Linked DNA regions of Mus musculus: regions 2, 3, 4 and 5 are each linked to region 1. The links are chromatin loops, found by intact Hi-C in ENCODE. Cell type or tissue: heart. All regions are shown on one strand.

Region 1 (5,000 bases):
ACCCCAAGAGAAATCCGATGGCACTGGAGCTCATTTCTTTTCCGTGGCAACTCAGTTAATTATCGATTTGGGAGAGAACGAACTTCTACTTTTTAAATTCTAAGTGGGTCTTCCCTTCTATCCATTACTGGAAGCTACTTTTAAGGCAAATGGAGACACGATTTATGTAATGCTCGCCATGTCAGTCTTGCACGACAGGAAGCACTGTCACACCTCGTAGGAGAAACCAGCTCACCAAGGAGAGGAGTTCCACCTCCTCGGGAAAATTCTCTGACTAGAGGCCTGTCAAGTGCATCTACCTTCGGGACAACGACTCCCCCACCTCAACCCCAAGTCATTCTGGCTTTGGGTCAAAGGCGTTCCAGAACCTGCCGAGAACGACCTAGCCACCTTGCCAGGGCTGAAGGTGCTGCTGGTGATGTCAGCTCTGCCTGGCGAGGGAGAAGGGGGCTACGGCACACGCACACGGCCAACCACATATTCGCATCTGGCAATCCAGAGGCGGCAGAGAAAGCGGAAACGTACAGATGGGCATCTCCCTGCCGCCCAGGGAGCAGCGAGAGACAAGGGGCATGCCGGGCGAGGGGCCGCACTAGGGTGAAGACCCAAAGGGGCCCCAGGACCGTGGTGCTGCCTATCTCCAGCACCTCCCACCGCTCCTGCTCCCCCAGGCACTGAGCCTGCCGCCGCCTCCTCCCCAGCAGAAACTTTGCGTCTCTAATGGAAACCGAGGAGCGCGCCAACTCTCTCCTCCCCCGCCCTGCCGCCCCAATTAGCGCGAGCCGAGCACCTCCCGCGGGAAGGGGCCTCCCCGCGGACACGAGCGATCGCGCCCGTCTCGCGCGGCACCGGGAGGGGGACCGAGGTCGCACGGCCCAGCCACGCGCGCGGCCACCCTGCGGGGCCCCGCCCGGGCGCAGGGCGGCCGCTTCCGCCCTCTCCGCCCCCCAGCCTTCGCCTTCCTGCCCCCAACCCCACCCTTCCCCGGCTCCTTCCTTCCCAGCTCACGCCCGCGCCGCGCCCCCCGGGAGGAAGGAGGGGACCGCAAGCGAGGGGGGACTCCCGACTGGGCTGGTCAGGGGGTCTGAAGGTGGCTGAGGACACCCCGAGGCCGCGGTCCAAGCCCTGTACGTCTCCCGGCTCGCCGCGACCCATTCATTCTCCGCGGTCGGGGACTGACTACCGGGACGTCGCGGCCTGCCCCGCCCGGCTCCCCCGCCCCGCTGGCCCCGGCCGAGGCGCTGCGCTGCAGGCAGCCCGGGTGCGGCGCGTTGGATGCAGTGGGTGCGGGGCTGGCGGAGGGGGTGGATGCGGAAGGCCCCGGTGCAGCTGTGGCAGCGGCTCCAGCCCGCGCACAGCCCACTGTAGAGTCCAGCCCCAGAGGCGCCCAAAACTCAGAGGAGGTTCTCTGGCAGCCAGAGCGGAGATGCAAACCCGAAAATACATCCCCTTTCACTGCAGCTGCTGCGTAACACCTGGCAAAATGGGGTAGGGGGTAACCTCAACCAGGAAAAGGGGGAGACCCCAAGACTCAACTACAAATCTGTTCAGAAAGCTCGGGCAGCTGCTACGTCTGCCACTGCCGATCCCAACCTACCATGGTGCGAGCGAAGGAAGGAAGAACGGAGCAGGCGAGGGTGGCTGCACCAGCGCAGGGGCTGTGACCGCCGAGGTGCCTCCGCTTCTGCTGCTGCTAACGCGCTACCTGCGTTGTGCGCTGAGCCTCAGCCGCCGCCCGACTTCGAGTAACGGCACCACGGACACGAGACTCCCAGCACCACTGCCGTAGCGCGAGCCTGTGTGCCGCGATATATATACGGTGCGCGGTATCCCTCCGCCGCGGCAGTACCGCCTCGCGCAGGGCGGCGCTGCGGCAGCCGGACCTCACCGCAAGGCTCCGCCCCCCAGGCGCGCCCGGCGCGGCGGGCCCATTACGCGGGCAGGGGTCACTGGGGAGTCGGAGACCTGAGCGAGGGTGCTGGTCTGTTGCTGCAAGAGTCCTCTAGAGCTGGAATGCCTGCGTAGCGAAATCTGGGGGGCCGTCCCGGGCTTCCAGGCGCGTGTCCGTCACTCAGCCCCACTTCACCTGTGTGTCCCCCCTCCCACCACTCCTGGTGGCTTCGAGGTTGCAGAGCCACCAATCCTGGGTCCCCCACAGGGGAGGACCTGGAGGAGATCTAGGGGCTGAGGACAGCCGCGGGGAGGCGGAATCCAACCTTAGCTGTAGAGGCGAGAGGACTGTGTTGAGGACACGGTGGTTGGCCTTGGGGAAGAAATTGGTCAGATAATGTTACTTTTCTCATTTTGGAGAACTGTCCGAGGCACAGTTAGAAGCTCAGTTGCTAGGTCTGTGTGGTGTTGACACGCTCAACCAGTCTAGTTTTCGTGTTTTTACATACCTACTAAAATTTTAAAGATGCTTGAAGAGTTGTCCCTTGCTAGGTTTGTTCCTTATTTCCTGTGGCAAATTCTATTAGGCCTGCTTCCAAAATTAACGTAGTGAGCGGCTTATGTCGCCCTCAGAGCCCACGCTTTTGAGTTTTTCCTAATTGTCCTGGTCCTGGAAATTCATAAATTGATATATACAAAGAAGGGGAAAGATACACAGGATCACTCTGATTACAGCTGGAACTTGTGCAGCCAATTGATTCTAGTAGGGTGCTCCACTATCTTAATTACAATCTTAATTATAGTCCTTAAATAATGTTTTAACCTTTAAATTTACTATTCTTTGTTCTTCTGTAAACTAGGGTGGGGGTGGGGACAGGGACGACCAAAAACTGTTTCAGGTCTTAGTTTGGAGCCTGGAACTTAAAAGAAGAAGAAGAAAATCTTAACAAAATGCTGCAGTTTCGTTTCTTGCCAAGACAAAGCGCAGAATTTGATCTTTTGTTTGCAAGGCCAGGACAAGCTGCAGGTTGTTTCTTCTTTCAGAAATTGTGGCAAAATGTGTGATTAGCATGCTCCTCTCTGGAAAGACTAGTTACCTTTCTTTTCTGGCTTTGTCAAAGTTTGCAGATAGGTGTTTTAAAAGATTCAAAAATGTCCCTGAACATTGCAAACGCCAGAGGACTTCTTAGGATCACCTCAGACAGTATGTCAGCAGCTGTGGGACTGCGCTTCAATTTGTTCTTCCTAGAATGCTACAGAAAGGGTTAACCTGCTGTTTAAGGAGAAGCTGTAGCAGGCAGCCCCCCCCCCCCAAGGGTACTGCTGGCCCTCTTGCAAATGGTTTAAAAACCATTCACAGTCAGACACATAATATCCCTATGTTCACAGAAAAGAGACTAATAAAAATTCAGTTTAAAGCATAGTCAATAATCCAATGAATTACAGGTCTACATAGCCAAGCTCATTATTATAACTAATGATTACTAAAGGAATTTGGATTTTTTTTTTTTGTCAGACTTCCTAAGGAAGTTAGCTAAGTGCATTTTAACATTTGGTATGCAGTGACAAGGGAGAAATGATGTCCTAAAAATGAAAATATGTTTAATTACTGGGGTCCTTTTGTTTCTGGTAGTCTTCCATCCCTTATAGTTATTTTGGTTACATAGCTACAATCTATGGTTTTGCAAAACCTGTCCAATACTTTCCTGTGTCATTTAACAAATTCACTGAATAAAGTGCTCTGAAACCTTTTCATGACTTTACTTGCTAAGTGCTATTCACCTTAGGATTATCTTAATCATCATAGAACAATTTTCTGTTTGTTTATATTTTACAAATGAGTGCTCTTTTGGAATTCTTTAACATATCAAAGCGCGTCTTAGCTTTCAAGTGTAGTGGGTTTGTAATGAGGTCATGCTTTGCACAGTTTTATGGCTAGTTTCACACACTGAAATATAAGAAGGTCAAGTGACTTGCCCAGGATCTTCCTGTGAGGCGGTGATTGGGCATAAACTAGAGCGTGAGCCTTTGCTCAGGGCTCTAATATTAGATTGTATATTAGTGAAATCAGTATCTGAAAATTTAAAGATACAATGTTAGAGACTTGACTACTTCATACGTCAGGTTTTCTGTCTGACAACATAGGTCCACTGAATGTTCGTGTCCCAGTGAATTAATGTCTTAATTTATGAAGAGGTCAGCGATTTTTAAAAGCCACATAAAAATGCCATAATATACTAAGAACCCAAAAGCCTATGGAACATTCTGTGATATTTAAAGAAAGTAGTTCTATGTGAAATTATTTAAATTAAATCATGCTAGATAGAAGAGAAGGAAGAAGAATGCAGCCCTGGGCCAGGAATCTCGACCACCCTGTGCCAAGCCTCAGGTCCTCTCAGTAACAATCCAGCTTTCACGCTGCTCAAACCAGTACCACGTGGGAGGCTCGTAAGCATTGCCAAGCTCAGCTGCCAGCTTGTGGCGCAGCCTTGGCCCCTCTGGACCACAGCTTCTGTGTGCTGACACGAAGGAATTACTTCCAGAAGGCTTTTACCTCAGCAAGCCGGGTGTCTTCTATAATCACAGCTGATTTTTCTGTCCTACATGAGCAGTACTCATTGTCCAAGTGAAGCAAAGACTTCACTTCCACAGACCCTTTTTTAAAGTTTTAGATTTATTTATTGTACTTTATATGCATATGTGTGTCCCAGGTCTGTTGGATTCCCTGTAATTGAGGTTATAGATGGGTGTGAGCCACCATGCGGGTTCCCAGAATCGAACCCAGGTTCCTCTACGAGAGCAAGTACTGCTGAGCCATCTCTCTAGCCCTTCCAAAGGGTCTTAATTCAAATATATCGCATGAACGACCCTGGTAACATCTCTGAGTGGCACAGTTCCCTCTGGACCTTTCCAGGCCAGGCCTCCATCATCTACATTTATTTCAGTCATCTTGTCTTCCAAGTTCTTAGAGAAAAGTCCACTAAATACTGAGGGCTTAACAGGTTTTCCAGCTTAAAGTTCCAAATGTTTCCATACCTTCCCCAAAGCCATATACAACACAACACAATGGAGTCAGCGATAGGGAGCCAGGACACAGAGAAATAACTGGC
Region 2 (5,000 bases), 280 kb before region 1:
GATCAAGCTCAGGTTTCCAGGCTTTGGCCGTCTTACCTGTCCTGTCCCGAGTTCTTCAGAGACACTGTGTCTGTCACATTTGCTGCTGACTGGTTTGTTTGTTTGTTTAACATTATTTGAAGACTAGCTCCTTCCTTCTCTCCAAGCGGCTGTTCTGAGAAGTCCATCCCAGCTAGGGCGCTACATCTAGTTGCTGCCCCCTGGGGTCTCATGCAGTGAGGCAAGGACAGTTGCTTGTGTCCCCTGGTCACTGTCACCCTTGCTGTAGTTGGATGGTCAGAGGTTCCATTTTATACTGCAGAGTATCCTAGTGTGATACATCTTCTCTTCTCTTAGGGCAAATGAGCCAAGGCCACAGTGACAAGACATCACACTTGGGATCAGGGTCTGAGTTGGTTGCACTAATGGGGATTAACTTTGAGGGGCTGGAATGGGAGTGATGGTTGCTTTCTGCTTGAGACTTTCCTGTATTTTTAGATATCCCCTTAAAAAAAAAAGGAATTGAATTGTCATTGGTGCTAGGAAGATGCTAGTGAAGGTGGTGACTATTTGTTCAATGTTTCTGAATGCCAGGCCCTGGCACTGTCGCCAGCACATGTCACTCTGTACGTTTTCGTGACAAGGAGAAAGGCTCCAGGGTGTTCGACAGCATGCTCCTGACTCACAGGGCACTCGTGCTAAGAAGCAAGGGTTCAAAGCCAGATGTCTACTCAGAGTCCACCCCCGCCCCTTTTACTTCAGTATTTCTCCCAGAAGAGTATAGTTATGTAGGTGTGATTTTTTTTCAAACAGAGCTTTAAAATGTTACAACAGAAAAGAGTTGCCCAACATGATCCACCAGTTCCTGCCTTGCAGTGTAGCCAAGCAAACTAAAGCCTAGGCTCTTACGAGAGGCAGGGCAGGAAGGCTTGTACAGACTCCCCAGCTATGCAAGAAGTGGGAAACCTCCAAAATTCAGCAATCTATTAATGGATTTAAAACAATGAAGCATTTCTTCCTAGTGGAATGTTATTTGCCAATCAAAAGAAATAAGGTTTTAAAAATAAATAGTAGTACCCATACAATATTGTACCAAGTGCAGCTTGTGAGTGGTTAATCTTATGTCTGTGTACTTCTTCAATTTAAAAAGCAAGAAAGTTTGAATACTTGCTAACTAACTGTTAACCTTGGAAACATTTTATTTAATCGAGCCAGGCCCAGAAGATCACATCTCATACAACTCTGTTTTATGGACGGCCTAGAAACAGCCAGTCCATCAAGGCAGAAAGTGATGAGTGGTCTCCAGGGTCTGAGGGCAGGGGCTGCGGAGGGAGCTTCTTTCTAGAGCGATGGGAAGGTTCTGGAGTTAGCTGGCCATGTTCTACTGAGTTATACACTGTAATAATTTAGTAGTGTTTGGGCAGTATCTCAATAAAGCTGTTGTTTAAAAATAGATAAAATCAGAGAAGATTCATATAATTCTCCCAGTTGGAGTCTCTCCAGCTACTGTTACCTAAAGGCAATAATGATAAAGTAATAAGCATGAGGCTTGTTCATTTACGTATTTGCTTTTTTTTTTTTTTTTTTTTTTTTTTTTCTCGAGACAGGGTTTCTCTGTGTAGCCCTGGCTGTCCTGGATCTCACTCTGCACACCAGGCTGGACTTGAACTCATGGCAATCTCTCTGCCTCTGGCTCTCATTTAGCATTCAGCCTTGTGCAATGAACAAAGGAGCCTAGCTTCACAGCCCACATTCTTTGCTATTATTGCTGTAGGCTAATGCATAGTGACATTACAGGATGTGATGTAGTACCAGAAAACTACAGTTGTGGAATCAGACTGGCTGGCTGGATCCCAGCTCTGCCCCTTTGGCATCATCTTAGGTGAGTTACTTAACAGCTCCAGGCCCAGGTCCTCTGTCATGAAGCTCCCAGATAATTGGCAAGTAGCTTTCAACACCTGTTATTATTGCTATATGTTAAATACCTGTTGATATATGGTTATTAAATGGAGTCTTTAAAAGCATAAATTCAAATTGCAAGCTCTCATTTCATGAGTGTCTCAGGTTGAATTAGCATCTCATTTGCTTGCAGAATTACAGAGTGAGAGGAAATAGTCACTGAAAGTGTTTACTCTAGCAGGTAAATGTCAATCCAGGATTGACTGCACTTCTGAGGGTGTGTGTGTCTGTGTGTGCCTGTGTGTGTACACATGTATTTAACTCCTAAGAAGGATATGCTGAGCCTAGAAGGAAAACAATTAACGGTGGTCCCCCAAAGGGGCCAGCCATGGCTTTTATTGAGAAGCCACTTAAAGTCAAGGAAGTTGTAGCTTTCCAGAGCCCTCGCAGAAAGCCCCGAGCAGCTTCACCTCCTTCATCCCCAACACCCAGGGCAGCTTCTCCCTCCAAGGCTGCCCACCTCTTCCTCTAGTAGGTTGTGCACACCTGATGCCTGTGGGAATCCTGAGAGAATAAACCAGAACACAAGTTTAACAACCCCAGGCTGCCTCCCTATCACTTTGTATTGTGAGTCTTGGGCCTTTCCTGAGTCTCCTTTCAGTTTTGGAACTTGAGATCCCTAAACATTGTCTTACTGCCCTTGAAGCCTACACTGTGGTGTCGGGTTATCAGAGATGTGAGATTGTATTGAAGTTTGGTGTATCCAGTTATTGACTCCCCCATAGTCCTGTTCCAGCAAGGCCTCAGGATGTGCCTGTCCTGTGTCTGACTTCCGGAGCTGTGGTTAAGATAAATGGGAAACAATGGCAGTGTTGTAGTTCATAGGACCTTTTGTCGCACTGACAGCTTTATCACTTCATATAACTGTGACCTGTTCATTATAACCCTGACAGCTTTGTCACTTCTATAACTGTAAAAAGTTGTTATTCTGTTCATTTCCATGTGACTTTTAAGAATCAAAATGTCACCCGGCAGTGGTGGTGCTCGCCTTTAATCCCAGCACTCGGGAGGCAGACTCAGGTGGATTTCTGAGTTCAAGGCCAGCCTGGTGTACAGAGTGAGTTCCAGGACAGCCAGGACTACACAGAGAAACCCTGTCTCGAAAAAAACAAAAAACCTAAAACAAAAACAAACAGGATCAAAATATCTGTTTGGCTGTTCCTCTCTGTAACACAAGTTAGTGTCTCAATAGTTCATAAACCACACAAGGACTAGGAGGCCTGGCGGTCCTGGGATTGCCCAAGGTGGGGCAGCTCTTGATGTGAGAGAAAATCAGCTCGGACTTTGATTCATGAGATTCCATTTGAAACATTTTTATTGCCTCTCTGGAGTTGGACACTGAATTCACTGCTGTTAGCAGCTCAGTAAAAGATATTGTCAGAGGACTATGTAGTTACAGGGATCAGGGCCAAAGCATGGTGGCTTTATCATTTATTAGCTATGAAGTCCTAAATCCAATCATGTCTACAAGATCTTTGAGCACCTTCCTTGAAGGTTGGCTGTGGGGATCAGAAACTGCACATCAACCCCCAGGCAGAGTGCTAGGTGCTGAGAAGGCCTATCTAAGTGAACCTTGACTAGTGTGCTTCAGTCTTATACCCAGAGAAGGCCTAGGGCTCTCAGATGTAGCCAGGCATGGAAGATTTCTGTAGTCCTACCTGAATAGAACAGTACAGAGGCTGGACATGGTATAGAGGGCTCCCAGCCTGCTTCTTAGCTGTCCAGCATCCTGTCCCACATGGCCCCTAATAGTACTCAGCTTTCCAAACTGTACCCTGGACAGTCTGGGAATGGTGTGACCCCAGAGCAGGGCTTCTACTCCAACACCTAGGCTGTCTTGCAGTGTCCACTTCTGACTCCTGTACAGCATGTGGGCAAGTCACTTAACTTCTGAGACTTTCTTTCTTCATATGTTTATAATACAAATAGTATCCACTGGGTGTCGGTAAATGGCCAGTGTGTGTGTGTGTGTGTGTGTGGAAGAGCTACAAGAGCAAGGGGTATACAATCCAAATGATTTTATCATCACTAGTTCAAAGGAAATGTGTTAGCCTTCATAGAAGGACCTGCAAGATACTAATCTCCCTGTGGAAACTTTATCTGGCAGCAGGGAGGTAGACCATAGGCTGGGTGTGTGGATATTATGCATTTTTGAAACAGCAATGTGGTCAGCCATATTTATTACTTTAAACCTTGCCTTGTCAAATAACATTTTGGTATGGCTTACTAAAGTTTGAGTGTGTCTCCAGAAAGGTTTTGTGCTATTTACAGGGTTGTAGGTAATGTTGATAGAACCTCAAGCAGTGGGAGCCAGAGGAAAATGGTTAGATCCTTGGGCAGCATCCTCGGAAGGTGCTGCTGTAGATCTCAGGGGACCTTGGTTTCTATAACAGTAGGTTGTTACTACTAGAATGCACTTGGTCCTTCTTGCTTCTTGTCCCACTATGACACTTTTCTTCTTGCACATGCTCCCATCATGATTCTGCCCACCTTGTTGTGATGTAGTTAAAAGTACTTCTCATCAGAGCTGGGGACATACTATCACTGTTATTGAACCTCTGACTAAATAGACAACTTTTCTGTCTCTGACATTTAATTGTAGCAATAGAGAATGTATGCACTAAGTTTTTACCCTTTAGTATATAGAGGGAGATATTACTGAGGTGTTAACATTGAAGAAGCTATTTAGCAAGTCTGGTTTTTATTATTATTATTTTTTTATTGTGTATTCTCTAGGAGAGAAAAAGAAAGCCATTAAAACACTACTGAGACAGACTTCTAAACCAACAAGGCCCCATCTCGGATTTTAATGGAAGCCAATTTTGGCCTTGACCGCAGAACTTTGCCTCTCAGACAGTGTTGATGTGGTCCCAGGCTTGAGAATTTATCACCAATCCAGAGGCCCAGCTTTTGACAGAGAAATAAATATTCTGGAACTGAGTTGTGCAAAGATGAATTTGGTATGCTAAGTCAGGATTCTGCCAATGCTCTGATACATGTCCCCTGGCATGTAAAATGTTGGGAGAGAGAGAAACAACAGTCTAACACAGTGAAGGGCCTTC
Region 3 (5,000 bases), 96 kb before region 1:
ACCACTAAAAACCAATGGGCAGGGTGGCCCAGTGCAGGGCTGATGACCTGAGTTTGATCCTAGAACCCACATGGTAGGAGAGACTTAACTCTTCCACATTGTCCCCCAGCCTCCACATACTCCACTATGGCAGATGTGCCCACACATAAGTAGATAAGTAGATAGACAGGCAGGCAATAGATTCATAGATGATAGATTGATGATAGATAGATAGATAGATAGACAGACAATAAGACAATAGATTCATAGATGATAGATAGTTAGATAGATAGATAGATAGATAGATAGATAGATAGATAGATAGACAGACAGACAGATGATAGGTGATTTTTTTTAAATAAAAATAAAAAGAGCAGAGCTCAGACCAGTGATATTTTAAGTAGTGTTTTCAAATTCTCTGACTCTCCACTTTTAGAGAGATTTCACAAATTTCACCCCAGAGTTTTTTAAAGTCTCCCTTATGTCTGGCTGCTCCCATCTGCATGAAGCAGACAGGCTCCCGAGTGAGGACAAAGCTGGAGGTGGTTTGAGCATTGCATCTCCCAAGGTCCCTGGTGTTCAAAAGCTTGATCTGCAACGTGGCACCATGGAAGATGGTGGAACCTTTGGAGGAGAGGCCTAATTGAAGGCCTTAGGCCATCAGAGTTGTGCCCAGGAGAAATCAGTCCATTGGTCCTCCTTGGTAATTCTCACGAGAGGCTCGTTAGTCCCCAGTGTGGTCTCACCCAGCATTCTCCTCTTCCTGTTCAAGATGCTGTGTTCATACCGTTGCCATGAGATCCTCATTGGACCTGAGCCAGTTCAGGCACCGTGTCCATGAATCACCAAAACTGTGAGCAAAATAAAACCTCTTTCTGTTCTTGAGTTAGCTTGCTACCAGAGTTCCCTTATAGCCACACTGAGCTGGGCAATTGCCTACCACTTTGCTTTAACGGTGTGGTTTCTCTTTTATTATGATAAAATACACGCTCACCATATCACAGTCCTTTTCCTGCTGGAACCAAATGCCCCAGAGCTGCGTGGTCACTTTGAAACTGCACCCATTTACTACCTTTGCAGCTCTGGGGAAAGTCTGAAGTAGGTTCTATGGAGTCAAAACCAAGGCGAAGGCAAGATGGAGTCCATCTGAGTGTGTCACTGGGAAAAGCCATCCCTCCCAGTGTCCCAGTCTCCGGGCTGCTCTCATCACACACCTCCTTCCATCTCCAAAGCCAGAAGTGGCAGGGCTCCTGCATTTGCAAAGTCTCCAGTTGCAGAAGCTGCGAGATCCAAGGTGGGATTGAGGAAGCATCAGGAGAGGACCCCCTAGTTCTATCATCCCACGATGGAGGAGCCAGGGAGGGAGGATAGAAGAGAAGCCCAACTCATCTCTAAGAACTCACGCCCGTCACGCCAGCATTAACACGTGAGTGAGGAGTGCCCACCGCGCTCATCTTTTAAAGGCCCTGCCTCTTAACCCTGCTCTCATGCCGTCAGATTTCTAACACATACATTTGGAGGGCATGTTCAAGCCATAGCACTCCCAAACTTCTCACCCTTATCACCCTTCATTTCAGACACCTCGAACCCTCTGGGCGAGTTTAATACATGTCTCCCACCCACAGGCTTCTGAGTACAAACTTCCAGGTGCCAACTCACTAGCGCCGGCGTGTGTTTCTGATCAAAATTCCTTATCTGTCATCTGTGCGTGACAGGATGGACTCAAGTGAATAAAACACAGTACAAGAGGTAGCTCAGGGTCCTTGCCATGTTACAGATGGGAAACCTGAGACTCAGGGCCAGGACTGCCTGCACTATCCAGAACACACTTGACCCTGTGACCCATCCATGACCTACCTACCTGTGGAAACAGGGCAAAAGCTATCAGTGACAACCATGTGATGAAATGCCTAGTGGCTGGTCATGGAGGAAGTGTAGATCTAAGCCACAGTTCAATGCTGCCTCGCTCCCCCTCCCACCCTCCACCCTCTCAGGATGTCAGTTTGAAAATACAGGACAGGGTCCTGTACTGGTAAAGGCATATGTCACCAACCTTGGTCACTTGAGATCCTTGAAGTCGTTTTGATTCCTGGAACCCTCATGGTAGAAGGAAAGAACCAACGCCCACAAGTTGTCTCTGACCTCCACACGCATGCTGTGGGCACACACAAACGCATGTACATAAAAATAAAATAAGCAAATAACTAAAAAAGAAAAAAAAAAGACAGACAGTTGCAAGTATCGGAGGGGAAGGGTACTGAAGCTGTATGTGAAGTAGTGCTGCCATTTTAGAAAATATTTGGGTGGTTTGATAAAAACCTGTTGGGTGGTGGTGGCAGCGGCAGCGCACGCCTTTAATCCCAGCACTCAGGAGGCAAAGGTAAGCTAATCTCTGTGAGTTCGAGGCCAGCCTGGTCTACAAAGCAGGTTCCAGGACAGTCAGGACTCCACAGAGAAACCCTGTCTCAAGAAGAAAAATAAAATAAGATAAAAAAAAAAAAAAAAAAAAACTTAAACCCAAGGACCCAAGAATCCCTTGAACATTTACCCCACAGAAAAGGAAATACATGCCCATCCAAGGGCTGGTACCCAAACCTCCAACAACTCTGTATATAACATCCCCAAATAGAAACACTGTGCATGTCTGCCCACAGATGACAGGTAACCAGTTTTGCTGTGCCTTTGGAATGAGATGACACTTGGTGATATATGGGTGAATGACAGGTACATGCAAAGAAATGGCTGAATCTCAAGATACTACTGCCAGCTAGAGAAGCCATTCAGCTAGAGCAAGCTATGTGGCCCCACTGATTCCCAGACTCCAGGATCTAGGAGCTAACCCACGTTCACTGAGAGCATACCCAGGGTGGCCGGGGCAGCAAGGCAGTTGTCACAGAAAAGGAAGAAGACTTTGGGGGTGATGGATAAATTGACTGTCATAATCATGGTGACAGCTTCATAGCAGTAGATATATTTCCACACATATTACACTGGACACTGCAAATATGGACAGGTTCTTTGATGTCAGTTATACCTTTAAAGGTTGTAGTTGAAGATTTACTAATTCTGTATATGCATGTGCTTGTGTGTAGGTATGCGCACATGAGTGCAGGTGCCCCCAGAGGCCAGAAGAGGGCGCTGGATCCTTTGTGAGCCACCTGAAGTGGGGTACTTAAAACCAAACCACAGTTCTCTCAAAGAGCAGTAAGTAAGTGCTCTTAACCATTGAATTATCTCTTTAGCCCTGAAACAATATTTTAAAACAATAGGAACTGACAAGGAGATGGGGCTAAAGACAGTTGTCCAACCCCCACTTGAAACATGAGCTAATCCTCACATACCTTATACTCCCCAAGAACCTGGGTCAGCAGTAGTGCTTCTGTGAACCAGAAGGCCTGAACCCAGAAACCCCAGGCTGGTTAGCCACAGGCGGGTTACTTGCTGGGCTCTTATGGTAAGAGGTCTACATGAGACTCCTTCAAAGGGCACAACCCGTTTTGGGGAGGGTGTGGGAATCTCCTATTTTCCCCGCTATAAAAGAAAACACATGATGCTACATGCACTTGGGATTTTCAACACAATTGGCTAAAAATAGCCTGGGCCACCACAGCCCGATTCCTTTTTAGGAAGGGTTCCAGCAACCCAGCCTGTTCTAGCAGCCAGCTCAGGAAGTGAAGGCTCGGCCGGGCGGAGCTTGTGTCGGGGCCGAGGATGAGCCCATGGGGACCCTTGGCTTGTTCTGGCCACCCCAGTCTCCCAGCTTACTGAAAGCCAGGCCTCCAGGAGCACACAGTGACATGGGCAACAGCCTCCCCACCCTTGTCTCTCACAGGGCTGGGCTCCCATGGTCCCGTGCACTGGGATACCCCACATTGTTTCTCACTACCTCAGTTTCCCTATCTGGAAAGGAGTCTCCATTTCCTTGTCTTATTGTCCCCAGAGCTGGCACATGCCAGCCAGATGGTGGAGGTGGGCAGACCTGGAAATGTGTGAAGGGTAGTATCCATGTAAGGACCTGGAGGTTACTGGTGTCATTATTAGTCAGATTCCCCTGGGATAAAGAAGACATTTCTAATGAAAGGTTGAGCAGCTCTTCCTTCACAATCAAGCTTTTGTCCTTTCACAGGCAAACCCTGATGCTCAGAAACACACCAGCCCAAGGCGCGAGCCTTCGACAAGGAGATAAATAGGCAGCAGCTTGCAGGTCTGTTCCTTTGCCCATGCCTCTGCAGACACACCCCAGCCTTGGGGAGCCCAGCAGATGGGGGAAGCAAAGGCTTGGCCGTGCCAATGTCATAGGTTTTTATCCAAGCAGAGGCACGGCCAGCCCAGAGTGGAGACCTTCCTCTGTTCTTTCAGCGACCCCCTCAGCCACTGGGTCGTCCTGACAGAGGCCCAGACGGTGACACCAATGGTTGAGTGTTGAAGTCCCTTTCCTGCGCACCTACAGTGTTCCTGATACTCTTCCAGTCCTGAAGGCCCAGTTTTCATCTCTGAGAGTCCGTAGCCCAAAAGAGAAGACTCCAAGAACTTAAATTTCAAAATGATCTAGAACCTTCAAATTCTCACAATCTGGCCCCAGCTACCTGCTCTGTCCCTTGCTGTCTAGCTCCCCCACTCAAGCAGCTAGAGGGTACCCTTTGCCTCTCAGGGGAAGCAGGAGAGAGAAACTGGCCTTGTGGGTCTGAGTGTTCTTTGGTTTGGAAGAGATGCAGACACACCTACAAGAATGACCTCAGGCCTATCACCACAGAAAACCACCCCCCAGTTTATCACAGCCACCTTCCACCCACTCATAGTCAGAGACACTGAGGCCAGTGACATCTCAGTCATGGTCCCTGCTCTATTTCCTCCAACAGCCTGGGCCTTTCTTACTTCAAAACTTCCCATTGCAGGGTCTGGAAAGAAGGCTCAGTCAATCAGGCTGTTGCCCTGTGAGTTCGATCCCAAGAACCCATGTAAAACACTGGGTATGGTAGGTTGAGTTTGTAACCCCCAGTCCTGAGGAAGCCAACCCAGTA
Region 4 (5,000 bases), 530 kb before region 1:
TCCTTGTAAGCCTCGGGCCAGCTTGCTACAGAATAGGACATCAGATCTCATTTAGGATGTTTGTGAGCCACCATGTGGTTGCTGGGATTTGAACTCAGGACCTTCGGAAGAGCAATCAGTGCTCTTCACGGCTGATCCATCTCTCCAGCCCCTTCAGGTACTTTGGTACAAAAATCTGCCAACTATGGAGACTACCAAATATAGACCACTTTCTACTTTTTAAAGGCCCATGAGCTAAGGATGGGTTTTGCATATTTCAATGTTTGAAAAGATATTAAAACAATAATATATTATGGCATGTGAAATTCAAATTCCAATATCCATTAAGACATCTTAGGGGAACACAGCCATTTGTTATTGTCTTTCTGTTTTCTATTGACCACTTTCCAGAAAAATTGAGTAGTTATAAATGAGAGTCTACGGCTCACACAGCCTTGGATTTGCTATCTGTCCTCTAACAGGAAGATAGTTTGCCCATTCTTCATCTAATCCATGTGCAATTTAGAAGATCATTTTTGCATTGTTTATGCTCGTCTTTTCTTTTCTCATTATCACCTACTTCCGCTACAGAAATTAAGCTGTCAGTGCTACACTTGCAATACATTCTTTCCCAGTGAGTCCTCTCTTCCCGTCAGCCTCATGGGATTCGACAAGTTATAAGAGAGTGACTTTGCTGTTCTAACTAGTGTAGGGGACTTCATTACTAAATAACTTCTGTGCCTCAGTGTAACATTTACGATCCCTCATTGTCTTAAGGACACGGTTCATCTTCATTCTCAGTTTGCCCGGATTTGGAACCACCTGGGAGACACACCTGTGGGTGTCTCTTTAATGGCATCTCCAGGGAGGCTTAACAGGGAAGATCCACCCTAGCTGTGCTGGGTGTCCTGGATTTAATAGAAAGGAGACTGCTGAGTACCACAGTTTAGCGCTGTCTGCTTCTGACCACAGACACAACTTGACCAAGTGGTCTCCTGTTCCTCCATCTTCCCGCCTCCATGATACACTCTATCCTTAAAATGTAAGTCACTCCCCGACCCTGCCCAGGTCTTTCTTTTTTCTCTTTTGAGTGTTTTTAAGAAAAGGTTTCTCTGTGTAGCCCTGACTATCCTAGAACTCGATATGTAGACAAGGCTGGCTTTGAATTCACAGAGATCTGCCTGCCTCTGCCTCCTGAGTGCTGGGATTAAAGGTCAGTGCCACCACACCTGTTCTTTCTTTAGAATGCTTCTGTCAGGTGTTTTTGTTTTGTTTTGGGTTTTTTTGTTTTGGTTTTTTTTTTTGTTTGTTTGTTTTGTTTTTTTGTTTTTTTTTTTCCAAGAAGGAAAATAAAGATACACTCATCTTTCCTATACAGCTGTTTCCCTTACACTTCATTTAGCCTACCTGTTACTTAGGTCACCAGCATTTGATCTCCTCTAGACCTAGGCTCACAGCTTACCTCTGTGTGAAATGTCTCCAGTTTTGTCTTACTTGCCCTTTAAATTGGCTATCCAGATTTTCTCCTTGCCCTAAAAGCCTTGAGAATAATCGTTGCCATCTGTGCCATTCTCTAATGCTTAATACTGGTTCACAGTTTTGTTTAAATTCTTTATAGTTTCCTGTGCCTGTATACAAGTTGCCCATCTCTCGAGTTCCGTTAATAGCTTTTCAGGAGCAGAAATTGAATCTTATTTTATGATTCACCACACTCTTTGAGTTTCTTAAACATGAAAAATTGGGATGAGGATGTAGTTTAACTGGTAGACTGCTCGCCTAGCATTCATAAAGCTGGAGAGTTCAATCTCCCGCATGTCATAAGCAAGGCATGGTGGCACATACTGCGAATTCCAGCACTGGGAGGTGGTGCTAGACGTACCAGGGGGTCAAGGCTAGGCTGAGCTACACTCCCCACCTCCACAAGTTATTATTTCAGATTTCTCATCCGGAGCCAGAACCTTGACTTTTTGTGTATAGGAGCTACCTGTATTTAATTTTTAAACGTAATTTAGTTTTGCCTTGTGTGAGCGATACATGCCCTTAATTAAAGCTTGTGTGGAGGTCGGAGGTCAACATGTTAGTTCTTTTTCATTATATGGGAACTGCACTGTGGTTGTCCACGTCTGGCCGCAAGCACTTTTACCCACGGAACCATCTTGCCGGCTCCTACCTGTATTTAAACACAAAATTCATTTAATTTATTTAGTGCTACAGAGAATAGTATCATTCGAAGACATGCCATCTTCCAGACAGTCACACATTTGTGGGCCGTTCCCTAGGACCCTCAGACGCGCGCGAGCGCAAACACGTGGGTGACAAGTGCTTCCCTCCAGGACCCTCCTTTGTCCACTGTGATTGGCGGACCAAGCGGTCCAATCGTCTTTCCCCGCCTCTTTCCGCAGTAGCCAATCAGAGGTCCGGAGCGCCTCCTGACTACTAGATACTGTTTACTAACAGATCGAAGCTGGGAATAAGGGGTGTGACCATTCTGGGGAGGTCAGGAGAGGGAAGGCCTGCCTGCGCGTGCGCACCAAAGCGAGTAGGTGGGGCATTCCGTGGGTCTTGCCAATCGGAGCGTTCGCGCTCCTCCCTCTCCTGCCTCCCCGCCAAGCAACAACAATTCGAGCAGCGGGGCGGGGCGGCTCCTGAAACGTCAGGACTAGCCGCCCAATGGGAACGGGCGCTGGCAGACGCGCGCGCGCTGCGCCCAATAGCGCTGGTGGCTCAGGGCTGTCTCCTGGGCTGGCTGTGGGAGGAGCGGCCTGGAGGAGGAGGTGGAGGCGCAGGGCGCGGGGTTGTGCCGTACTAGCGGTGCCCGCTGAGGGGAGGAGGCGGAGGAGCTGCACGGCCAGAGCGGGAAAGAGACTCGCCTCAGTGTCGGAGTTGTGGCGCTGCGGCAGCTCGGCTCCTGGAGCTGTGGAGAGACGGGGCGTCTGCTGTCCCATCAGGTTCCCCTAAGAGCGACCCGCGCGATCGGAAAGAGGGTGAAGATGGAGGGGGAGGGCGGCGGCAGCGGCGGCGCGGGCACCAGCGGGGACAGCGGCGACGGCGGCGAGCAGCTCCTTACTGTCAAGCACGAGCTGCGGACCGGTGAGCGACCCCGCCCTCTGCTGGCCGGGCCAGCCGCGGAGGCGCGCCTGAGAGCCGGCATGGGTGCGCGCACAGGCCAAAAGGGGCGCGGGCTGGGGGGGACGGGCCCGGGGCGGGGCTTCGCGGGCGGGGAATAGTCCGGGGGTCCTGGGAGGCTCTGGGCACGGAGAGGAAAGTTTGCTCCTGCTGGGCCCCCAGTTTCCGACCCAGCCTGGGAAGATGCCTTTATGCCCCCTTTCCTGCATAGGTGACATATCTGTCACTACACGCTGTCTCGAGGGAAAGGTACTCTTTCCCTCAAGAGGTGAGCTGTGTGGAGCTGTGTGTGATGGAGCTTGAAGCTTGAACTCACTTTACCCTGCACCTCTGCCTGGGATGGTTCAGGTGTGAGGGGAGTGTGTGTGTTTGTGTGTGTATGTATGTCTGTACCATCCCTAAGGGACAGCGATCCTGCGAGAGGGGTATTGGTTCTCGGTTAGTCTCTGGTGAAGGAAAAAGGCTTCGTGGTCCTCTGGAATTAAGTCCTTTCTCTCAGAGTTATCGTGAAGTACTATACTCTCTGAAATTTGCCAGGTCTTTTGGCAAGCAGCCTCTATAAATGTAAAGTTTTGGGTGAAAGGCTTCACTAGGCGACTTAAGTGCTTGCATCCCCTGTGCTGGAGATCAGTAAAGCTCCGTGTGCTAAGCTTTTTACTTTTGCTTTTTCATTGTGTAATTCCGGGGTTTGTTTTGGAAAATTCTTATCTGGACCAATTGGTAAAGTTTGGGTCTCCCCAGCCCCATGGAGTCAGGTCTCCCCTTACACTATCATTTCTGCATGGAGAATGTGTTAGAGTGGATCGATAGTTATTAGTGTCAGTGGTTTTAAGATTTTTGACACTTAAGTCTTTGGCACATTATATTAAGTAGACACAAATGGCAAATGGCAGGTTTCAGGTAGAAAGCGGGTCCACCTTGCTGCTGTTTGGAACAGATTGAAACAGATGGATAAAGTTAACTACAACCCACAATTCTTGATTGCCCATTAGTATCTTTGGTGCCAGTCTTATGACTTAGTATAAGATGTAAATTCATGCCTTCTCATTTATCAGTATAAGCACTGCAGTTTTGATGGTTCTGACTCTATAATGTATCCTGACCCAGTTATTCCATAGTATTTTTGAATTCCTCACATAAACAGTGTAGATTCCCTTGGTTGAGATCTTCACTCCAAATGTTATCAAAAAGTGATGTTTTCAACGGGATTTTAAGCCATTTTTCTCAGTATACATGTATGTAGTGTTAATGCCCAGTTTACACCAGGAGCAGTGTCACATTTTCTAGAGTAAGGATTTTGGTCCACCTCCCCCCCATCTTACATAATGATTCCTTGCTGTAAGTGTGTGGAATCATACAGTACAACAAATGCTGCTTGAAGTCTTCTATGCTCAGCCATTGATCATGATACAGCAAGCAGTCTTTTGCTCAAAGACCAAGGGGCAACCTACTTGTTAGTAGTCAGCCAACTGCTCAGTTTCTGGATTTTGCAAACAATGCTAACTCTGTAGAAAACAATGAGCGCTGTTTTATTTCCCTTTGTCAACTAACTGTGTGTGAATCATCAAGTTTGCATTTAGAAATTCTTCTGATGGATGACGAGACTGCACTGAACTCACTAGTAATGTAGTAAAAAGGACAGGAACGGCCATTTAAATGTATTGCTAAGCACGTGGACAACTGATCAGATGTAATGGTCAAAAACACTGTTAAAATATAACTTGAAAGAGTAACTCCTCCGTCACCAGCCAGCTGGGCTCCTCTTAGCACATGTTGCTCTGATAGGAGCTAGAGCAGTGTGGTAGCTGGTGGCTATATTGAATACCATAGGACAAATGATAATTGAATTAGAAACCCAGTATAAGGGCGTGGAAATGGCTCCATTATGGAGACTG
Region 5 (5,000 bases), 320 kb before region 1:
CATGGCAGGAAGCATGGCAGCAGATACAGTGCTGCAAGCATGGCAGCAGGCAGGCAGACATGGTGCTGGAGAAGGGGCTGAGTGTTCCACATCTTGAGTGTCCTACATCTTGCAGCAGCAGGAGACTGTGAGCCACACTAGGCATAGCTTGACTATATGAGACCTCAGAAGCCCGCCTCCACGGTGACACACTTCCTCCAACAAGGCCACACCTCCTAATAGTGCTACTCCTACGGGCTAAGTATTCATTCACATGGGTCTATGGGGGCCATTCCTATTGAAATCACCACATCCTTCCTTCTGTAAGTCACCTTGGTCATTCTCTCTCTCTCTCTCTCTCTCTCTCTCTCTCTCTGTGTGTGTGTGTGTGTGTGTGTGTGTGTGTGTGTGTGTGTGTGTAAAATAGAATTACATCATTTTCTCCATCCCACCGTTTTTCCTACCCCTTTACCCTTGTTCTGTCAAAATCCATGGCCTTGGTCACGGCACTGTACCACAGCAATGGAAAGTAACTAATACAGTGTTGGGTGGGGAAACATGGCATCCACAGACAGGAAGCTAGAGAGGGAGGTTCACTCCTAAAACGACTAACATTCTAAAGTTGGGGCCCCACCCATAGATCTACATTAATCCTTTGCAAGGGCAGCTTCCCTTGACCCACGACCCAAGGTCCTTCCATCAGGCCTCCCTTCTTAAAAGCCCCCACATCTCAGTATCTTCATCCTATGGTCCAAGTTCTCCACAGAGGAACCTAGGAGCATACACTCAAACAATAACCAGTTCAAAGAAAGTCAGATGCGTTTGTTGTGGAATAGCTGATTTTAGACTGTAGTGTGCAAGAGGCAGAGAGCTGTTAGGATGGTGGCCTAATCTTCTCTACCCTCTAATTAAGTTTTAACTGCTGCATTCCACAGGTACACATTATAGGAAGGGAAGAAGAAGGTGGGGGCGGGGAGTTAAATCCCACTGCCTGGCATCTCCCACGCTCAGAAAAACGGCTTAGCCAGGAAACAGACTGGATGCTTTGCCTTACACTGTGGCCATGGAGGCCAAGTAATGTTATGACATTGTTATTCTGTGTGCCACCATGCAGGGAAATGCAAGTCCTACAGTCACACAGGCACTGTCAGCTGAACAAGGCTTCTTGGTGACCTTTGGCCTGAGGCTTATTCCAGACTTCTTAGCTGGATCTGGAAGTGTGTAACAATGTAATGAGACCTCAAAAGCCCACCTCCACGCCACACCTCCTAATAGTGCTACTCCTACGGGCTAAGTATTCACTCACATGGGTCTATGGGGGCCATTCCTATTGAAATCACCACATCCTTCCTTCTGTAAGTCACCTTGGTCATCTTCTCTCTCTCTCTCTCTCTCTCTCTCTCTCTGTGTGTGTGTGTGTGTGTGTGTGTGTGTGTGTGTGTAAAATAGAATTACATCATTTTCTCCATCCCACCGTTTTTCCTACCCCTTTACCCTTGCTCCTTCGCCCTCATTTCCTCTGGCATTCTGTTTGCCTGTCCTTGGGCTGTCCTTAGTGTCTGAGCCCCATCTGCTCTGCTCCCATCACCTCTGAGGGCCTTGGGTTGCCTCAGTGTGGTGTTGGTCATGTCCCAAGTACTTCTTTCCTCTTGGCCCTTACTGAGTTTCAGTTGCTGATCCTGTAAACCAAGGCCTGTGAGTCTGGTCTTCATTTATCCCCAGGGCATGAGAGAAAAGCCTGCACTTGATAGCTTTGGAAAGCTGGAGGAGACACACCCAAAGAGGATGAACCTGGTGACAGGGTACTGCCCAGATGACAGCTCCATCCTCAGAGGCAGTATTGCAGAGTCCAACACCCCCACTGCCCCTGAAGCCACATTCCCTGACCAACTTTCCCAAATACTGGTCATGTCCATACTTGCAGGCCTTGCCATTGCATGCCTGACTAACATGCAGGCTCCCTATCTCACCAAGAAGAAAGACAGTCTTTCTAATGATCCAGAAGGCCGGGCATGGACTAACCCCCACCCTCCTGACATCATCTGCTCAGCTCCTTGCCTTCATTCCACCCCAGCCACTCTGGCCTTTTTCTAACTCACCAAATATAGTAAAGCCGAGGCCTTTGCTCTGCCTGTAATGATCTGCCCTCCCCACCTCCCATATCCCCCCGACTCTCATCTTTAAAACTGTCAAATATCACTTCAACACCATCCTTAACCAACCCATAACCTAATTTGCTACTTTATTTTGCTTAATTAATTCATTTCCATGAATGGGCTATGAACTTTATACCCACTTTGAAGCAAAGTTGTACCCACTTCGTTCCGTTTCCACAGCCCTAAAACACTACCTAGCTCTGTGTGGGTGACCTCTGACTCTATAGTTACTGAATAAATTACACAAGTGAAATAATGTTCAGCTTAGACACCTGCCCCTGCTCTCAGTTACAAGGTCAAGGCCTGGAAATGCCACTTATGAGTTGGTATTCTCCTCAGAGGGCAAGGGAGCTGGCATCTGGGCTTGCAGCTACACACACACACACACACACACACACACACACACACACACACACACGTCCTCCCTCACTTTCTTCCAACACACACTTAAGGAACTTCGGGCAGGTTCTGGAGGAGCATGAATCTCCACTGCTTCTGGCCACATGATGGGGACGGAGGCTACCTGGGGCAGAGGGGAGCCTGAGGAGGGGCGCAGGCCAGCACAAGCAACCTGCGATGGCAGGGCCAGCCGAGGCAGGCTCGCCCTTCACGCCCTCTCGCACTAGAAACCCCGGCCTTTGGAGCCCCAGAGCATCCTCGGGGTGGCTGCCCTGGCTTGACCCCTCACCGCTCCAGGTTCGCTCCTGAGCACCGTCCCGCGCTCCTCATTGCTGTCCGGCCTCCGCCCCGGCCCGCTGCGGCTCCGGCCCTGGCCGGCAGGGGCCGCTCCTCGCGGCGCCCGGGGCCCCGCCGCGCCCGCCGCCGCCCGCTCCCCGCCCCTTCCCCGGCCGGCGTTCCCGTTACGCCGCCGAGCCGGGAGCCGGAGCCGGAGCCCGCGGCCGCAGCGGGAGGCGGCGCGGGGCCCGGCGGCGGCGGGGCCTGCGGGGCCTGCGGGCGCGCGCCGGGCCGGCCAGGGCGGCCATGGCGACCAGGAAGGCGGGCTCGCGGCTGGAGACGGAGATCGAGCGCTGCCGCTCCGAGTGCCAATGGGAGCGGATCCCCGAGCTCGTCAAGCAGCTGTCGGCCAAGCTCATCGCCAACGGTACGCGCGGACGCACCGGGGCTTGCGGGACCGCCGCGGCCTCCGGGGCTAGGCCTGAGGCTCCGGGCGCGAGCAGGGGCGCGGCCGGGCGGCGAGGCGCAGGCCGCGCGGTGTGCGCGGGCCAGGCCCTTGGGGAACGCGGGGTCCTCCGGTCACGCGGCGTGCGGCTGGGCGGGCGGGCTGTGCCTGTCGGAGCCTTGGAGTCCTGACGTGCAGGCTGGAGAGGTTCACCGACCCCAGAGACCGGAGGCCAGCCCCGGGCTTCCAAGAAGTTGGAGCTTGTGTGTGTGTGTGCGTTTGTGTGTGTATGGAGCCCCCCGGGACATACCTGTGGGCATCTGGGGACCACCAGAGTGTGTGTGGTGTGCTCAGGGGTCCTGTGATGGAGATGTTGTGAACATATGGTAATCAAGGGCCCCAGGAGGGAGCTCAGACTTGGAGGGTGTCAGGGGTGGCATTGGCAGGTTGGGATTTGTGTCTTGAGGTCAAGACAGTTGGGTGTCAAATCTGCAGACCCAGAGAGGATAGGGTGGAGAGTACAAGGGAAACAGAGTCAGGGAGTCTGGGAGAAGGTTACTGGGCAGGAAGATGAGACTGTATTAACAATGAGGGAAATGGAGCTGATTGGATGAGGGGCCTGGTGCGCCCAGGAACCAGGATCTGACTTGGGAAACCTGGCGGCTGGACTTGGCCAATGACCCCATTTGCTGAATTGGTTCTTCCAACCCATCAAACCAAAACTGCAGCCAAAATCACATTCCAGAGCGAGACTCCACGTGGCCTTATTTGTTTTGGAAGCAAGTATGGTTAATATTTGCTTGTCTTTTCGTACGCGCCAAAACCACAGGCAGGCACTTGGAGCCTGGGCAGAGAGGGCAGAGGATTTTGTCCTCCTTCACCTCTGGCTTCCCAAGACTGTCTGAGCAGGCGTGGGACAGACAAATCACAGAGGGAATGAATGAAGGACTGACACTGCTCATTCAAGGAAGGACATGTGTACTCTTTTCAACCTTCACCCCGAACTACCCAGAAACGGACAGGGAAATCTCATAGCCTCTTTAAGGTTGGTGGTTGTTTGTGATTTTATGAAAATAGCGCCTGGAAATGAAAACTTAACAAAACCAAACCAAACCAGGTTTCTCTATATATCTTTCAAACTTACCTTATAGCTTAGGCTAGCCTCAAAGTCTCCCGCCTCCTGCCTTGCCTCCCAAGTTTAGGACCATAGGCAATGTCACCATGCAGACAGGGCAAGGTTTTGGTTTTGCACACTGTCAACCACAGTACCTTGCTTTGGGTAGGTGTCTTTGTTAAGTTAGCATTGGAGGGAAAGGTGTTGAGTACTCAGGACCCCGAAGGCAACTTGACCTTGCCTGCTTTTGTGGCGTCTCCTTCCTTCCTGCATTTTCCTGCTTCTTGTTGAAGTCACATTCCTAAGTTTTTTGGGTCACTTCCATCCCTCCTGTGCAGGTGGATGTTAGCATTGGGTGTGGTTGTGAGCATCCTCCCGTCTCCACCTGCGACCTGGCTGTCTGCTCTCATTCAGTGGCGTGTGCAATGCCCACCTGGGCCAGGTGCTGACCAGGCCCCTGCTGTCTTGCATTTACTTCCTCTGAGAGGAACACTGAGGCCCAACTATGAAGGTAGTCAGGGAGAAGAAAAACAGACATGTTGATGTGGCTGCGATCGTGGACAGAAAGGGAGAAGACACTGGCTCAAGCTGCTGGTCCCTGGAATGAGAGGGTGCACGGACCCCTCTTTTT

The links. Hi-C counts contacts between places; a loop is a spot of excess contacts. Peaks named below come from ENCODE experiments on the same cell type or tissue, not always from the same donor. Only the 100,000 strongest peaks of a DNase experiment are listed, where the experiment ranks them.
Region 2: a loop joins it to region 1, with 6 times the contacts of the local background. A loop is called at or near these places in 16 of 42 quality-filtered maps.
Region 3: it touches region 1 in a loop (2.5-fold over the local background); 9 of 42 quality-filtered maps call a loop at or near these places.
Region 4: it touches region 1 in a loop (2.2-fold over the local background); 3 of 42 quality-filtered maps call a loop at or near these places.
Region 5: a loop joins it to region 1, with 2.3 times the contacts of the local background. A loop is called at or near these places in 7 of 42 quality-filtered maps.

Annotation. Positions count from the first base shown.
Region 1 is chr12:100,196,314-100,201,313 of GRCm38, reverse strand. Calm1 (calmodulin 1) reads right to left here and starts at 1,879. Exons shown (of 6, transcript NM_009790.5): 1 at 1,598-1,879. The coding sequence starts at 1,600. In heart, CTCF peaks have their summits at 646 and 1,902; DNase peaks (open chromatin) are centred at 1,083 and 1,863; H3K4me3 peaks cover 2,596 bases; H3K27ac peaks cover 2,536 bases.
Region 2 is chr12:100,473,359-100,478,358 of GRCm38, reverse strand. The region is part of intron 3 of Ttc7b (tetratricopeptide repeat domain 7B); the gene reads left to right. It overlaps Gm36375, which reads left to right. Exons shown (of 2, transcript XM_006516439.4): 2 at 1-1,518. Among named protein-coding and RNA genes, the nearest start is that of Gm36375, 19 kb to the left of the region's middle. In heart, no CTCF peak of the experiment used is centred here; a DNase peak (open chromatin) is centred at 2,628.
Region 3 is chr12:100,292,763-100,297,762 of GRCm38, reverse strand. Gm10432 (predicted gene 10432) reads right to left here. Exons shown (of 4, transcript NR_045741.1): 3 at 2,033-2,134; 4 at 1-1,259. Among named protein-coding and RNA genes, the nearest start is that of Gm10432, 19 kb to the right of the region's middle. In heart, a CTCF peak has its summit at 3,101 (motif pointing right); a DNase peak (open chromatin) is centred at 3,632; H3K27ac peaks cover 938 bases.
Region 4 is chr12:100,722,850-100,727,849 of GRCm38, reverse strand. It overlaps Rps6ka5 (ribosomal protein S6 kinase, polypeptide 5), which reads left to right and starts at 2,730. Exons shown (of 17, transcript NM_001330702.1): 1 at 2,730-3,069. The coding sequence starts at 2,970. In heart, CTCF peaks have their summits at 2,881 and 3,082 (motif pointing left); a DNase peak (open chromatin) is centred at 2,649; H3K4me3 peaks cover 2,137 bases; H3K27ac peaks cover 1,756 bases.
Region 5 is chr12:100,518,808-100,523,807 of GRCm38, reverse strand. It overlaps Ttc7b (tetratricopeptide repeat domain 7B), which reads left to right and starts at 2,986. Exons shown (of 20, transcript NM_001033213.1): 1 at 2,986-3,237. The coding sequence starts at 3,117. In heart, CTCF peaks have their summits at 2,865 (motif pointing right) and 3,953; DNase peaks (open chromatin) are centred at 2,897, 3,197 and 4,057; H3K4me3 peaks cover 1,876 bases; H3K27ac peaks cover 1,514 bases.